Linked DNA regions of Homo sapiens: region 1 is linked to region 2. A link is a loop called in an ENCODE intact Hi-C map of the cell type or tissue named here. Cell type or tissue: B cell. All regions are shown on one strand. Each heading gives the region's core, and the rest is flanking DNA. Links, peaks and the distances in the headings are about the cores only. Region 1 has its middle 24 kb from the start of MIR6775. Region 2 overlaps BANP (BTG3 associated nuclear protein).

Region 1 (2,846 bases), core at 347-2,846, 240 kb after region 2:
TAACGTTTGATGTGACTGAACATTCATTATCACTGTGCACTTATAAATAACTCTCTAGGGCCGGGTGCGGTGGCTCACACCTGTAATCCCAGCACTTTAGGAGGCTGAGGCGGGCAGATCATGAGGTCAGGAGATCGAGACCATCCTGGCTAACACGGTGAAACCCCGTCTCTACTAAAAACACAAAAAATTAGCCGGGTGTGGTGGCAGGTGCCTGTAGTCCCAGCTACTTGGGAGGCTGAGGCAGCAGAATCGTTTGAACCTAGGAGGCAGAGGTTGCAGTGAGCCAAGACTGCACCACTGCACTCCAGCCTGGCAACAGAGCAAGACTCAGTCTCAAAAAAAATAACAATAATAGCCATTCTGACTGGTGTGAGATGGTATCTCATTGTGGTTTTGATTTGCATTTCTCTAACAGTGATATTGAGTTTTTTTTCTTATGTTTGTTGGCTGCATGTATGTCTTCTTTGGGAAAGTGTCTGTTCATGTACTTTCCCCACTTTTAAATGGGGTTGTTTTCTTCTTCTATATTTGTTTAAGTTCCTTATAGATGCTGCATTTTAGACCTTTGTCAGATGCATAATTTGCACATATTTTCTCCTATTCTGTAGGTTGTGTGTTTACTCTGTTGATAGTTTCTTTTGCTGTGCAAAACCCTCCTACAGAGCTCTTCTCTGAGTCCTGCACACATGCCCGCCTGGGCTGCTCCGCTCCGGGCTGAGAATCCATAGGGTAAGAGTCGGATTGACAAGCTGCCGCTGTGTGATTGGAGCCTTCGAAGCAAGAGGCAGCAGAGACCAGGTGATGAGTGAGTTGGGAAAACATGGGGAAAATGAATAGATGGGCCCGGGAGGAAGTACTTGCAGCAGGATCTAAGTTTAATTAGATCCCACTTGTCAATTTTTGCTTTGTTGCAATTGCTTTTGGCGTCGTCTTCATGAAATCTCTGCCCGTTCCTGGGTCCAGGATGGTATTGCCTAGGTTGTCTTCCAGGGTTTTGATAGTTTTGGGTTTTACGTTAGGGTCTCAATCCCTCTTTTTTTTTTTTTTTTTTTTTTGAGTTGGAGTCTCACTCTGTTGCCCAGGCTGGAGTGCATGGTGTGATCTCTGCTCACTGCAACCTCCGCCTCTCGGGCTTAAGCAATTCTCCTGCCTCAGTCTTCTGAGTAGCTGAGACTACAGGCGTGTGCTACCATGCCTGGCTAATTTTTGCATTTTTAGTAGAGATGGGGGCTTCACCATGTTGGCCAGGCTGGTCTCGAACTCCTGACTTCAGGTGATCTGCCCACCTCGGCCTCCCAAAGCGTTGGGATTACAAGCGTGAGCCACTGCACCTGGCCTTCCCTGGCTTGTTTTCTAATCGGCGCCCAGCACTGGAGCCGCCCGAGCTCATGACAGGTTTTAGGTGAAAGGACCTGACTTCTTCCTGCAGCAGAAGAGGCTCTGCTGCCACCCAAGGTCCACCTGGGGCTGCAGTGGGGTGCAGGGGCCCCCCCGATCACACCCATCCCTCTATGCTGCTCCGTCCCAGCCCCAGGTGCTCATTACCTCAGCAGAATCACTTCCCCATTTGGCAGTTTTGCATCAAAGTACTCAGAGAATTGGGGAATTTGGAGCTTTACTGTGGTTGGGCAAAGCCGAGGGTGCTGGCTGAGAGGAGAAGGTGGGTCTCCAGGGCCTGGGGACAGTCCTGCAGGCAACCACGCTGCGGCCAGAGTCACCAGCACCTGTGGGCTGCTTCAAAGACCCCACGTGGGAGGAGACCATTTTCTCTCTTCTGGCTCTTCTGAGGGAGGGGTGTGTGGGGCAGAGCTGCCCCCTCCCACTCACAGCTGTTGGGCTCCCTCTGCCCATCTCTGTGCCGCGGCCTGAGCCCTACAGCCTGCTTCAGGGGCTCTCTTGTCCAGGGAATTGCAGTGGGGCCATTGGAGAAAGAACAGAGCGCTGGCCGGGCGCAGTGGCTCACGCCTGTAATCCCAGCACACTGGGAGGCCAAGGCAGGTGGATCGTGAGGTCAGGAGTTCGCGATCAGCCTGGCCAACATAGTGAAACCCCGTCTCTACTAAAAATACAAAAATTAGCTGGGTGTAGTGGTGCGTGCCTGCAGTCCCAGTTACTTGGGAAGCTGAGGCAGGAGAATCACTTGAACCCAGGAGGCGGAGGTTGTGGTGAGCTGAGATCATGCCACTGCACTCCAACCTGGGCAATAGAGCAAGACTGTCTCAAAAGAAAAAAAAAAACGAAAGAGTGCTCAGTGTGCACGCTGCTGCCCCTGCCCATGGTTTGGGAGTGGCTGTGCTTCTCTACAGCTGTGTGGGTGAGTTGCAGCCTACAATATGCTCGAGTCCTAACCCCGGTATCTGTGAATGTGACTCTGTTTGGAAACAGGGTCTTTGCGGATGTGATTATCTAAGATGAGTCATACTTACCGAGGGGCCGTCCCTGAACCCAATGCCAGGTGTCCTTATAAGAAGGGGGAAATTTGGACACAGACACAGAGGAGAGACTGTGTGAGGGGGAAGGCAGGGATTGGAGCGATGCAGCCAGGCACCAAGGGACTCTGGGGGCCACCAGGAGCCGGAAGAGGAAGGAAGGAGCCTCCTCTAGAGCCTCTGGAGGGAGCAGGCCCTGCTGACAACTTGATTTTGGACTTTAGTTCTCCAGGATTGCAGGACCCTCAGTTTCTGTTGTTAGAGCCACCTGTTTTGTGGAAGCTAATGATAGCAGTTCCAGGACACGAATGCCACAGCTGTGAACAGGTTCTAGGAGAATTGCCACCCCAGAAGCGGAAATGATGATCCAGGTGCCTATGCACCTCCCTGCTCCCAGAAGGAACTTGTGCTCAG
Region 2 (2,906 bases), core at 99-2,598:
GGGGGAAGGAGCAAGGCCCATTCACTGACGTGCATGAAAATACTGCCTTGACTGACACTCTCACTACCTAACGGAGATGTGGGGAGAAACTGGCAGTTTTCGCCAAGGAACTGGGGCAAGCATTCTTGGCCCTTCCCCACCCTGGTGGTATCTTACTTTGGGCCCTTCCCCACCCTGGTGTCCTGCGTTACGTGACCCGCATCAAGCCCAAACTCCTGGCAGCCCCGGGAGCTCTGGCTTGGGATTTTAAACAACACAAACAATGCCACCTCCCACCCAGGACCGCACGAGTTCATGGCTCCCTAAGATCACCAAAACACGTTCACATGATAAGGATTTTTTTTTTTCTTTTTTGAGACGGAGTCTCGCTATGTCGCCCAGGCTGGAATGCAATGGCGCAATCTTGGCTCACTGCAAGCTCCACCTCCCGGGTCCACACCATTCTCTTGCCTCAGCCTCCCGAGTAGCTGGGAGTACAGGCGCCCACCCCCACGTCCGGCTAATTTTTTGTATTTTTAGTAGAGACGGGGTTTCACCGTGTTAGCCAGGACGGTCTCGATCTCCTGACTTCGTGATCTGCCCGCCTCGGCCTCCTAAAGTGCTGGGATTACAGGCGTGAAGCACCGTGCCCGGCCAACATGATATGGATTTTAAAGAACACAAACACAACACGGTGAAACCCCGTGTCTACTAAAAATACAAAAATTAGCCGGGTGCGGTGGCGGGTGCCTATATAATCCCAGCGACTCAGGAGGCTGAGGCAGGAGAATCGCCTGAACCTGGGAGACGGAGGTTGCAGTGAGCCAAGATGGCATCACTGCACTCCAGCCTGGGCAACAGAGCAAGACTCCGTGTCAAAAAAAATAAAAATTAAAAACATTTTTAAAAAATTAAAAAAAGAACATAAACAATGCCAACTCCCACCCAAGACTGCACGAGCTCACAGCTCCCTAAGATCACTAGAGCACGTCCACGTTATGCTGAGTATTTCTTTACCAAACCGTTTAATTCACGTGAAAGAATGAACTTTGTAGTCAGATTGCTTTACAGCGATGAGGTTCAGATGACCTGCTTTAAAAGGTTCCGTCCTGGTCATCATTTTCACAAGACGATACTTCCTAGTTAATTAACTAATGCTTTGAGTACGCAGTTTTAAAACAGTATCTCTAAAATCACACACACACACACATTCACACATGCAAAAGGCAGAAGTGAAAGGCCCACCTCCGCGTCAGGAGGCTCTAAGGGCCGCAGTCCAGTGACGTCACTCAAATGAGTTACTCCTCGTATGTGCACAGGGTAAAGCTTCTGTCTGCAGACCACAGCCCGCCTACTCACCACCTGGGCACCAGTGCCAGTGTGGTCAGTTTTTGAGGATGTGCACCGCCCCTCCCTGAGTGCTGGAGTGTGGACGGCACCTGCCAAGGGCAGCCCGGAGGCTGGTGAGTGCCAGGTGGGCCGTGTGCGCCCAGCGAAGCCCACCAACTTCCTGAGCAGGTGCTGCTGCCACCCCACTGCAGTGAAGAGGGCACTGAAGTACGAGGAAGCGACACTGCCAATCCCAAGACGACAGACACTGAGGGAGCGGCCGCCCTGAGACTGGGACACATGGCAACTCTCCCACCCCCCACCCATCCAGTTCTCTCCCAAAAGATCTGCCAACCACAGCCGGGCCCTCATCTGTGGCCAAGAAGAGTATTTGAGGAGGTGGCCTCAGGGAGAAGAAAGGTGCTGTGGTCAGGGTGGCACCACACCTCCAATTCTCCACTTTACTCACAGGCTCCCCCACCTCTGGCTGGTCTGAATGCCCGGCATAGCAGGGCTCTGTGGGGAGTGAGGGGAGCGCTTCTCTGCCGGGAATGAACGAGGGAGTCCAGCATGTTATGTTCGACAGGTGCTGCACAGGGAAGAAAGGTCCTTCCTGTTGCTGGAAGAGCCTGGGCTCTGGCCCCCAAGGGCTGCTCCTGCTGAGGCCCCTTAGCACAGCCCAGCTGCAACTGAAGCGTTCCTTTGGCCCCGGCCTCTCCTGCAAGAAACGCTCAAGTGCACGCACGGACAACTCGGTCAGAGGCTTGTGGATGGCGTAGAGGGGCATGGACAGCTGCGGCAAACATCGAGCCATCTTCCGTCCCATGCCCACCATATGACCAACAGAAGGCCAGCCATGCCAAAAACCTGACTGCAGTTCTCAGGAAAACTTCATTCTAATGCCCAAGTGACACGGATAATCCTAATTTTCCTGATCTAGATGAAAAGCCCTGAGAAGAATGCTAAACATTTTTTAACTAGCACATTTATAATCATTTTTCTTAGATTGAATGTGATTTTTTTAAAAGCTTCCCAATTCAAGAACAATTATCTTTTGATTTATCAAAATATGAGGAAGAATATTAATATTTGCAGTGTAAACTTTATATAATTGTAAATTTTTTTTTTTTGAGACGGAGTCGCGCTCTGTTGCCCAGGCTGGAGTGCAGTGGCGCGATCTCAGCTCAATGCAAGCTCCGCCTCCAGGGTTCAAGCCATTCTCCTGCCTCAGCCTCCCGAGTAGCTGAGACTACAGGCGCCTGCCACCGCACCGGCTAATTTTTTGCATTTTTAGTAGAGAAGGGGTTTCACCGTGTTAGCCAGCATGGTCTCGATCTCCTGACCTCGTGATCCACCTGCCTCGGCCTCCCAAAGTGCTGGGATTACAGGCGTGAGCCACCGTGCCCAGCCTATATAGTTGTAAATTTTTAAAAATTACTTAATTACACAGGTGAAGTGGTGCACACCGATAGTCCCAGCTACTCAATTACAACTTTTAGAACTACAAACTCTTAAGAAAGAGACATTAGCGATCATCTATTCCAGTATTTTTCAAAGTGTGGGTTGCAAAATCAATGCAATGTGTCATAGCCAGTTTT

What was found. Peaks named below come from ENCODE experiments on the same cell type or tissue, not always from the same donor. Only the 100,000 strongest peaks of a DNase experiment are listed, where the experiment ranks them.
Region 1: a loop joins it to region 2, with 24 times the contacts of the local background. A loop is called at or near these places in 1 of 110 quality-filtered maps.

The regions. Positions count from the first base shown.
Region 1 is chr16:87,809,255-87,812,100 of GRCh38, reverse strand. No RefSeq gene overlaps it. Among named protein-coding and RNA genes, the nearest start is that of MIR6775, 24 kb to the left of the region's middle. RefSeq lists enhancers at 1,726-1,905, 2,576-2,635. In B cell, for the core only: no CTCF peak of the experiment used is centred there; DNase peaks (open chromatin) are centred at 1,550 and 2,380; H3K4me3 peaks cover 518 bases; H3K27ac peaks cover 1,721 bases.
Region 2 is chr16:88,044,514-88,047,419 of GRCh38, reverse strand. All of the region lies in intron 11 of BANP (BTG3 associated nuclear protein), which reads right to left. Among named protein-coding and RNA genes, the nearest start is that of BANP, 95 kb to the right of the region's middle. RefSeq lists an enhancer at 2,026-2,527. In B cell, for the core only: no CTCF peak of the experiment used is centred there; DNase peaks (open chromatin) are centred at 671, 1,329, 1,939, 2,519 and 1 weaker place; H3K4me3 peaks cover 500 bases; H3K27ac peaks cover 2,334 bases.